Linked DNA regions of Homo sapiens: region 1 is linked to region 2. A link is an interaction called in ENCODE POLR2A ChIA-PET data of the cell type or tissue named here. Cell type or tissue: HepG2. All regions are shown on one strand.

The links. Peaks named below come from ENCODE experiments on the same cell type or tissue, not always from the same donor. Only the 100,000 strongest peaks of a DNase experiment are listed, where the experiment ranks them.
Region 1: POLR2A ChIA-PET joins it to region 2 with 7 read pairs; 2 of 35 experiments call an interaction of 5 or more read pairs at or near these places.

The regions. Positions count from the first base shown.
Region 1 is chr2:27,327,007-27,332,006 of GRCh38, reverse strand. It overlaps GTF3C2 (general transcription factor IIIC subunit 2), which reads left to right. Exons shown (of 19, transcript NM_001035521.3): 13 at 2,484-2,628; 14 at 2,725-2,886; 15 at 3,076-3,163; 16 at 3,411-3,539; 17 at 3,818-3,970; 18 at 4,723-4,830. Among named protein-coding and RNA genes, the nearest start is that of GTF3C2-AS1, 6.0 kb to the left of the region's middle. In HepG2, no CTCF peak of the experiment used is centred here; no DNase peak of the experiment used is centred here.
Region 2 is chr2:27,159,345-27,164,344 of GRCh38, reverse strand. No RefSeq gene overlaps it. Among named protein-coding and RNA genes, the nearest start is that of TCF23, 13 kb to the right of the region's middle. In HepG2, no CTCF peak of the experiment used is centred here; a DNase peak (open chromatin) is centred at 1,974; H3K4me3 peaks cover 709 bases.

The DNA of each region.
Region 1 (5,000 bases), 170 kb before region 2:
AAGACTATAAATAAGTTACAAATAATATTAAGTAGTTGGAGTTATTAGGTTTTGTTTTGTTTTATTTTCAGATAGGGTCTCACTCTGTCACCCAGGCTGGAGTGCAGTGGCAAGATCTTGGCTCACTGCGTCCTGGACTTCCTGGGCTCAAGCAATGCCCCAGCCTCAGCCTCTGGAGTAGTTGGGACTACAGGAACGAGCCACAATGCCTGGCTAATTTTTGTATTTTTTGTAGAGACGGGGTTTCGCCATGTTGCCCAGGCTGGTCTTCACCTCCTGAGCTCAAAGTGATCTGCCTGCCTCAGCCTCCTAAAGTGCTGGGATTACAAATGAGAGTTACCATGCCTGGCCTAGATTGTTATTTTTAAATGACAGTGTTATTGGCCAAGTGTGGTGGCTCATGTCGGTAATCCCAGCACTTTGGAAGGCCGAGGCGGGCAGATCACCAGGTCAAGAGATCGAGACCATCCTGGCCAACATGGTGAAACCCTGTCTCTACTAAAAAATACAAAAATTAGCTGGGCAGGATGGCGCGTGCCTGTAGTCCCAGCTACTCAGGAGGCTGAGGCAGGAGAATCGCTTGAACTGGAAGGCAGATGTTACAGTGAGCCAAGATCGTGCCACTGCACTCCAGCCTGGCAACAGAGTGAGACTCCGTTTCAAAAACAAAATGACAGTGTTGTTTTTAGATATAAGTAGACTTTCTGCTAGGAAGATAAGGAAATTAGCACTCTTACACGTCTTTTTATCATCCCTTTCGCCATGTTTTTTCTTTTGGTGGTATTATTCTTACATTGTCAAGGTACATGATTCTCGATGCTGTTCTGCTTTCTTAATTCCTAAACTTGATTGAGTGCCTCTACCAGTCCATTTATCTTAGTCTCCCCTCCAATTGCTGAATTATTTATATTGCATGGCTATAATTCATCGTCAACAAACTTTTTCAAGAAAGGTTCATAGGTGCTGCATTCATTCCCTGAGTGGCTCAGCCTTCTGAGTAGCTGAGACTACAGGCATGCGCCACCACACCAGGCTATTTTATTTTTTTTGAGACAGGGTCTGTGGGGTCCAGGCTGGAGTGCAGTGGCATGATCTTGGCTCACTGCAACCTCTATCTCCCGAGTTCAAGCAGTTCTCCCACCTCAGCCTCCTGAGTAGCAGGGATTACAGGTGCATACCACCAAAGGCCAGCTAATTTTTGTATTTTTAGTAGAGATGAGATTTCACCATATTGTTCAGGCTGGTCTCAAACTCTGGACCTCAGGTGATATGTCCACCCTGGCCTCCTAAAGTGCTGAGATTACAGGCATGAGCCATCGTGCCTGGCCTTTTTTTATTTTTTAGAGGTGGGGTCTCACTATATTGCCCAGGCTGGTCTCAAACTCTTGGGTGCAAGTGTTCTTCCTGCCTTTACCTCCCAAAGTGCTAGGATTACAGGCATGAGCCATTGCACCTAGCAACATTGTGTTGCTTTTGACTTTTTGCCTGTTCTCTTTGTCTTGGGGCAGAGTTAGCGAACATTTTCTTTTTTTTTTCTTTTTTTTTGAGGTGGAGTCTCGTTCTGTCTCCCAGGCTGGAGTGCACTGGCGTGATCTCGGCTTACTGCAACCTCTGCTTCCTGGGTTCAAGTGATTCTCATGTCTCACCCTCCCAAGTAGCTGGGATTACAGGTGTACACCACCACACTGGCTAATTTTTTTTTGTATTTTTAGTAGAGATGGGGGTTTTACCATGTTGGCCAGGCTGGTCTTGAACTCCTGACCTCAAGTGATCCACCCGCATTGGCCTCCCAAAGTGTTGAGATTACAAGTGTGAGCCACTGCGCCTGGCTTCCTAGAGTTTTTATGCTTTTTTTTTTTTTTTTTTGAGACGGAGTCTGCTCTTGTCACTCAGGCTGGAGTGCAGTGGCACAATCTCACTGCAAGCTCCGCCTCCTGAGTTCAAGCGATTCTGCTGCTTTAGCCTCCCGAGTAGCTGGGATTACAGACACCCACCACCACATCTGGCCAATTTTTTGTATTTTTAGTAGAGACGGGGTTTCACCATGTTGATCAGGCTGGTCTCAAACTCCTGACCTCAGGTGATCCACCACCTGCATTGGCCTCCCACAGTGTTGAGATTACAGGCATGAGCCACCGTGTGCCCCACCTATGCTTTTTAAAAGTCCCTTGACGTTTATTTATAGGGAGTAGAGAGAGGTGCATTCTACTCTCTGCACTAGGTGTGTTCACCCTATCATTTTTCAACTGTAGATTCCAGACAAAGCTATTACTTTTTTGTTGATGAGAATTAGGGTTAAAATACCAGGTTGAGTCTTTAAGCCCTGGAGGGAGTGTTGGATAGCTAATCAGGATCCCCACATCCTTTCATAGTGGTTTGGATCTGAGGGTAGAAGACAAAGGTCCTAGGAGCCCAGAGAAAGAAATTAGAGCAAGGAAGAGAGAACTTGCTTTTAATGCTCACACATTCTGTCCTTATTTCAGGCATGGTGGTTTTCTGGAACCTTCCCACTAACTCACCCCTGCAGCGGATACGGCTCTCTGATGGCTCCTTAAAGCTCTACCCCTTCCAGTGTTTCCTAGCCCATGACCAGGCTGTGCGTACCCTTCAATGGTGCAAAGCTAACAGGTATGGAATAGGAGGTATGTGGAGGGGGAAGGTGAAGACTGGGACAGGCTGACTTCCGGATTTGTTTGGATTTGACCTTCTCCCGTCTTTTTACAGCCATTTCCTTGTCTCTGCGGGGAGTGACCGGAAAATCAAATTCTGGGACCTTCGACGTCCTTACGAACCCATAAACTCTATCAAGCGCTTCTTGAGTACAGAACTGGCCTGGCTGCTTCCCTACAATGGTGTCACTGTGGCTCAGGACAACTGCTATGCCTCGTACGGCAAGATGGAGATAGGACCTCTAGGGACAGGCCCTAAGGGTTGGAATGCAAAGCATGCCAGATTGTTGTGGGGAGAGGAGGGTAGAGAGTTGGTTCACTGAGGTGGTTTAAATTCTGGAAGAGGTTAAGAAGAAGAAATGAATCTAAAGAAAAGGAAGGTTTAAATTTATTTCTCTTTTAACAGTTATGGACTCTGTGGGATTCATTATATTGACGCTGGTTACCTTGGTTTCAAGGCCTACTTCACTGCTCCTCGAAAAGGCACCGTTTGGGTGAGCCCCCCTTTCTTTTGCAGTCTTCATTACAAAGGAAAATGGCTCATTTATGCACTATTAGTAGTCAGAGGCAGTAGTTTTGGGTAGAAGGAGAAGATAGGGATGTTGTAACTCTATCATCAGGGCTGTCGGTTATGGTAAACTCATTTTTGTTTGTGTGTCTGTCTCTCAGACTGTGCAGCTGTTACCAGTTCATAGCTCTGAATGAATATATGAATGAATGAAATCTGTCTCTTTCTATTAGAGTCTTTCAGGATCCGACTGGCTTGGGACAATAGCTGCAGGAGATATATCCGGGGAGCTCATTGCTGCTATATTACCAGATATGGCACTGAATCCAATAAATGTCAAGCGACCTGTAGAGCGAAGATTTGTACGTATACGAACATCTAACAGCAGCTGTTGGATCCTAACCCACATGCCCTCCCAAATTCTGGTAGAGTACAAACTAGTGTCAGGTCTCCCGGCCCTGATATCCCAGAAAATCTTAGCACAGAGTTGTATATAATCTTCCCTACCGTACTGCATCTGAGCATATATTTAAAGATACTACTTTTTTCCATCTTTAAGCCTTTCCTGCCCAAACCACTTTCCTCTGCTTTTATTCTGTCTTGAGTATTATAGAACCTAATTTCATGGTCTCCTTTCCAGCCTATATATAAAGCAGATCTGATACCGTATCAGGACAGTCCTGAAGGTCCAGACCATTCTTCTGCTTCATCTGGGGTCCCCAACCCTCCTAAGGCTCGAACTTACACTGAAACTGTCAACCATCACTACTTGCTCTTTCAAGACACAGATTTGGTAAGCTGAGGCCAGGAGAATGGGTGTGGTATTAGAAAAGGTAGAAAACTTTAGTCTTTGTATAGTACGCAAGCCTGAGTTCAGCACAAAGATGTAAAACTAAGGAGCCTCGGCCAGGTGCAGTGGCTCATGCCTGTAATCCCAGCAGTTTGGGGGGATTAGGCGGGCAGATCACAAGGTCAAGAGATCAAGACCATCCTGGCCAACATGGCGAAACTCCGTCTCTACTAAAAATACAAAAATTAGCTGGGCGTGGTGGCGCGTGCCTGTAGTCCCAGCTATTCAGGAGGCTGAGGCAGGAGAATCACTTGAACCCAGGAGGTGGAGATTGCAGTGAGCCAAGGTCACACCACTGCACTCCAGCCTGGCAACGCAGCAAGACTCCGTCTCAAAAAAAAAAAAAAAAAAAAAAGGGCCAGGCGTAGTGGCTCACACCTGTAATCCTAGCACTTTGGGAGGCTGAGGTGGGCGGATCACCTGAGGTCAGGAGTTCAAGACCAGCCTGACCAACATGGTGAAACCCTGTCTACTAAAAATACAAAAAATCTGCCGGGCGTGACGGCGGGCGCCTGTAATCCCAGCTACTCAGGAGGCTGAGGCGGAGAATCACTTGAACCTGGGAAGCACAGGTTGTAGTGAGCTGCCAAGATCGCGCCACTGCACTCCAGCCTGGGTGACAGAGCGAGACTCCGTCTTAAAAAAAACAAACGAGCGTCTCACTTTCTCTCTCCTATTCCATTTCCCTTCCCCAGGGTTCATTCCATGATCTGCTCCGTAGAGAACCAATGCTGCGCATGCAGGAGGGAGAGGGGCATTCTCAACTCTGCCTGGACAGGCTGCAGCTGGAGGCTATTCATAAGGTAGTCTCTCATCCTCTCCACCCTCCACTCTCATTTCCCCCCAGTTCTGGGCCTGGGGCTGATGAAATGGTAGATGAAAAGGTTACACAGATGACAACCTCCTCCTCCTCCAGAGCATGACAGACGTACCTCATTCACTGGCTTTTCATTCTTACCTCTGTCACCCCTCA
Region 2 (5,000 bases):
TAAATCTCTTCAAATATTTCACAGGGTTTGACTCTATTCCTCAACACCTTTGTGGCTGGGAATTCAGTTTTTCAGGTTTCTCTGGGGTCCCCTTGGCCAATAGGGGGTCTGTTCAGTCAGTTGGGGGACTTAGGATTTTATTTTTCGTTCACAAACTTCTAGTTAGGCTGACTTCTGACCACAGAGCTCTTGAAACTTTTTTTTCAAATCTATTATTATTAGATTTCATCCAGGATAAAGAGAAAGTAGGTCTCTCATTCAATTTGCATGGTTTTAAAACCAGTTTTTTCCAATAGTGCATGCAAATGAATTATTTTAGGCATTTCAAAGGACCCCCATTTTGACCACTGTTGCTTATGACTATTCTGGGTTATGCGGGTCCGTTTTCCTAGATATTTACAAAAGGACACTCCATTATGTGTTGTACATAAACCCAGTTGGTGTCTCCAAGAAAGGCTGCCTCCTTAGAGAGTCTTTGGAGTTGGATGATTTTTTACCCGTGTTAAAAAAAAAACTTCAGCCGAATTAAATTTAAAGGAGATTAATTGAGCAAGGAACGATTTGTGAATCAGGCAGACCCCAGAATCACAGCAGATTCAGAGAGACTCCAGGGATGCCTCATGGCCAGAACAAATTTATAGACAAAAAAAGGGAAGTGGCATACAGAAATCGGCAGTGAGGTACAGAAACAGCTGCATTGGTTGCAGGTTGGTGTTTACCTTATTTGAACACAGTTTGAACACTTAGCAATCTATGAGTGGTTGAAGTATGGCTGCTGGGATTGGCCAAGACTCAGCTATTGTTACAGGTGCATACTCCTAAATTAGATTTTCAATCTTGTCTGCATTTTTTTTTTTTTTTTTGAGACAGGGTCTTACTCTGTCACCCAGACTGGAGTGCAGTGACATGATCTTGGCTCACCACAACTTCCGCCTCCCAGGCTCAAGCGATTCTCCTGCCTCAGCCTCCCAAGTAGCTGGGATTACAGGTGTGCACCACCACACCTGGCTAATTTTTGTACTTTTAGTAGATATGGGGTCTCACCGTGTTGGCCACGCTGGTCTCAAATTCCTGACCTCAAATGATCCACCCGCCTTGGCCTCCCAAAGTGCTGGGATTACAGGTATGAGCCACCGTGAACCACCCTGTCTTCCTATTACTAGGTTACAGTTCGTCCACAAGGACTCAAATATAGAAGTATGGAGTCCTTCTCAGGCCATATTTAGTTTGCTTTAACGCCCATAATTTAGACACCTGAATCACTCAGGACTAAGCTCTGGGGAATGTTGCGGTTCCAAATGTGCTGCTTGTGAGTGTAGCTCCTCAATATGTCACCAATGAGTTGGGTCCACTCTTTTATGTGTCTCAGAAACTCGGAGTCCCTGGAGGGTCACAGAGGGTTCACTAGTGCTAGGTGACCAGGCTTCGCGTGCATTTGCTGGCAGAGCAAGAGATTGCAGATGTTCCTCTGAGAGAGGAAACCCTGTAAGGCCACTGGATATCATGGACAAGGGTCCAACACCTCCACCACGTCTCTAATTATTTAGAGCACTCTAACAGGTCAGAGGGAGCAAGAGCCTTTCATCTTTAGAGTGAAGAATCCATTCACTCTCATTAATTAGGAAAAATAACTTCAAGAGAGGTTGGTCATAGGTGAAACAAGTCTGATTTCCAGAATGAAAGGTCACAATGCAACAAGACCTCAGCTGAAAACGAAAGCAAACCGCCGTTCTCTGTGTTGGCAGAAAACAAAATCCTGATCCCCTGACTTCAATAGGAAAGTCAGAGACAGAGACCTTCATTCTGAGAGAGTCAAAAGAGAAACGGCCCAAATTAAAATCTGGACCTTAACCAAAGAAAGGGAGGTCCAGATTCAGAACTCACCTGCAACGCCGGATAGGACTTCTGAAGACAGAGGACACAGTGGATTTGTGCAGATGCTGAGCACTACTTCCAGAGAGAAACACCGGGTGGTCAGGGCTGAGTCACTCCAAATCCTGCTATGTCAGATATGTTGATCCAAAGGAAAAAAATGGAGGCAAAATTACGTAAGTAGAGAGTTTTGTGGGCCCAAGTTTGAGGAAGGCAACCCGGGAGTGTATATTCAGGGCAATTTGAATCCAATGTCCCAGGTTGCAGTCCTCAAACTTGGCCCAAATAAACTCTCTACTTGTATTAATTTTGCCTCAATTTTTTCCTCAATATTTCAAAAAAAAAATGTCATTTGTAGGCCAGGAGTGGTGGCTCACGCCTGTAATCTCAGCACTTTGGGAGCTGAGGAGGGAGGATCACTTGAGTCTTAGAGTTTGAGACCAGCCTAGGCAACATAGTTAGACCCCGTTTCTACAAAAAATTGAAAAAAAAAATAGGCAGGAGTGGTGGCACACACCTGTAGTCCCAGCTACTCAGGAGGCTGAGGAAGTGGGAGTATCACTTGAGCCTGGGAGGTCAAGGCTGCAGTAGGCTGAGATAATGCCACTCCACTCCAGCCTGGGCAACAAAGGGAGACCATGTCTCAAAACCAAAAAAAATAAAAAAATAAAAACACACACAAAAATGAAATGTCATTTGTGCAAAAGTCATTTTTACTCCAGCAGTTGGTCAAGTGTGCTTTACAAACCCTGAGTGTTCTCTTTCCTGCTCTGTTTCTTCATGTCTGCTTAGACTGTCTCTGGGGAAACACCTATAGATTTCATGGTTGCCATAACTGAGCACAAATTGAATGAAAGCTCCACAGAAAGAATGGCAATTATTGCATTAGGTGATGCGACCATCGCCCAGAACTATGTCAAATTGGGAAAAATAAAGGCTTTGAGAGAACTGAGTAACCTTACCAATACTCTTCTATTAAGACTTTTTATTCACAATGTTGCAATTTAGGAAGAGCTATGAGTTCCTTCAGACTAGATGATCTCCATGCCTTGGGATGTAAATTTAAGCAGAAAAGGTTCTCATAAAGAAGCCAAAGAGGATATTTCAACATTAAGCCAAGCATGGTGGCACAGGCCTATAGTCTCAGCTACTCTGTTTTTGGAAGGCAGGAGAATTGCTTGAGCCTAGGAGTTTTAAGCTAGCCTGGGCAACATAGTGAGACCCCCATCTCTTAAAAAAAAAAAAAGAAAAAAGAAAAAAAGGGCCAGGTGCAGTGGCTCACGCCTGTAATCCCAGCACTCTGGGAGGCTGAGAGGGGCGGATCATGAGGTCAGGAGTTTGAGACCAGCCTGGCCAACATGGTGAAACCCTGTCTCTACCAAAAATACAAAAATTTGGCCTGACGCAGTGGCTCACACCTGTAATCCCAGCACTTTGGGAGGCTGAGGCAGGTGGGTCACCTGAGGTCAGGAGCTCAAGACCAGCTTGGCCAACATGGTAAAACCCTGTCTCTACTAAAAATACAAAAAGTTAGCCAGGCGTGGTGGCTCATCTCTGTAATCCCAGCTACTCAGAGGCTGAGGTAGGAGAATCGCTTGAACCTGTGAGGCAGAGGTTGTGGTGAGCCGAGATTGTGCCTGGGCAACAAGAGCAAAACTCCATCTCGAAAAAAAAAAAAAAAGAAAAGAATTAGCCAGGCATGGTGGTGGGCACCTGTAATCCCAGCTACTCAGGAGGTTAAGGCAGGAGAATTGCTGGAACCTGGGAGGCAGAGGTTGCAGTGAGCCGAGATTGCGCCATTGCAGTCCAGCCTGGGCGACAAGAGAGAAACTCCATCTCAAAAAAAAAAAAAAAAAGAATGTACCTGTTCCTTCTCAAGGACCCCGGAGCTCCAGGGGCCCAGCCAGCATCATGCAGTTAGCTGATATGTGACACAGAATCTGTGACGTGGTTTTGCTGTGTCCCCACCCAAATATCATCCTCAATTGTAGTTCCCATAATCCCCTCGTGTCATGGGAGGGATCCAGCAGGAGGTAATTTAATCATGGAGGTGTTTACCCTCAGGCTGTTCTTGTGATAGTGAGTGAGTTCTCCTGAGAGCTGATGGTTTTATAAGGGGCTTTCCCGCTTTTGCTCTGCACTTTTCCTTGTTGCCACCATGTGAAGAAGGACGTGTTTGCTTCCCCTTCCGACATGGTTGTAAGTTTCCCGAGGTCTTCCCGGCCCTGTGGAACTGTGAGTCAATTAAACCTCTTTCCTTATTAAATTACCCAGTCTCGGGTATGTCTTTATTAGCAGCATGAGTACAGACTAATACAATCCATTTTCATCCAACTGGGCCTGGACCCAGAGCTGCTGAGGCGCTAAAGCATGATACAACTGTCAAGTGATTTAGGCCGACTCGATTTACTCAACTTGTTTTTCTGCTTCCACCATCATCAATGTGGAGGGTTGTTTCTATTCTGATTACTGGATCATACTTTTTGGTAAATTTTCCGAGGTTAAAGAAAAAGCAATTGTCTTTGGCCCTACGTAACTTCTGGCGTATTTAATGGCAGAGGCTCTTAGTTCCCTCTTCTCTCCCCAACATCTTAGTGCTCAGTTCCTACCTCTTTTGAGTATCTCCTGGGGTTACTCTGAACCCTGGAGTGGGCCCTTGCCCTCTGTTTTGCTGCTCAGCAGCTGACCCTCTTGCTGTGTTGGGGATCAAACTTTCTCTCCTTTGGCAAAGTGTGGGAGGTAGAACCCGGGAGAGGGGAGGCGCCTACCACATTCCCAAGGCAGCCTGGAGCACAGAGGTGGGGGAAGTAGGGAAAGTAGGAAACCCAGAGTTTACTAAGAGGCCAGAGATACTCACCCTGGGGCTGACCATCCACAAAGCTGGGAAGGTGGCAGTTTTTTGGAGGCCACTTGCCAGCCAGGGCCTGTGGAGCTGCAGCTGACAGGCAGCCCTGTGGGGGTCGGAGGACCTGGAATCAGCTCACCAATGAGGGTGTGGGTGAGGGTGTGGGATTGCAGTGCAGACGACCACCCACCGATGGGCTGGAAGAGGGCCCTAAGGGACTCTACCGCCTGGGGGGAAAGGCTCCTGCCCTCTGAGCTCTTGGGTGTCCGTAGCTGTCAGGCTT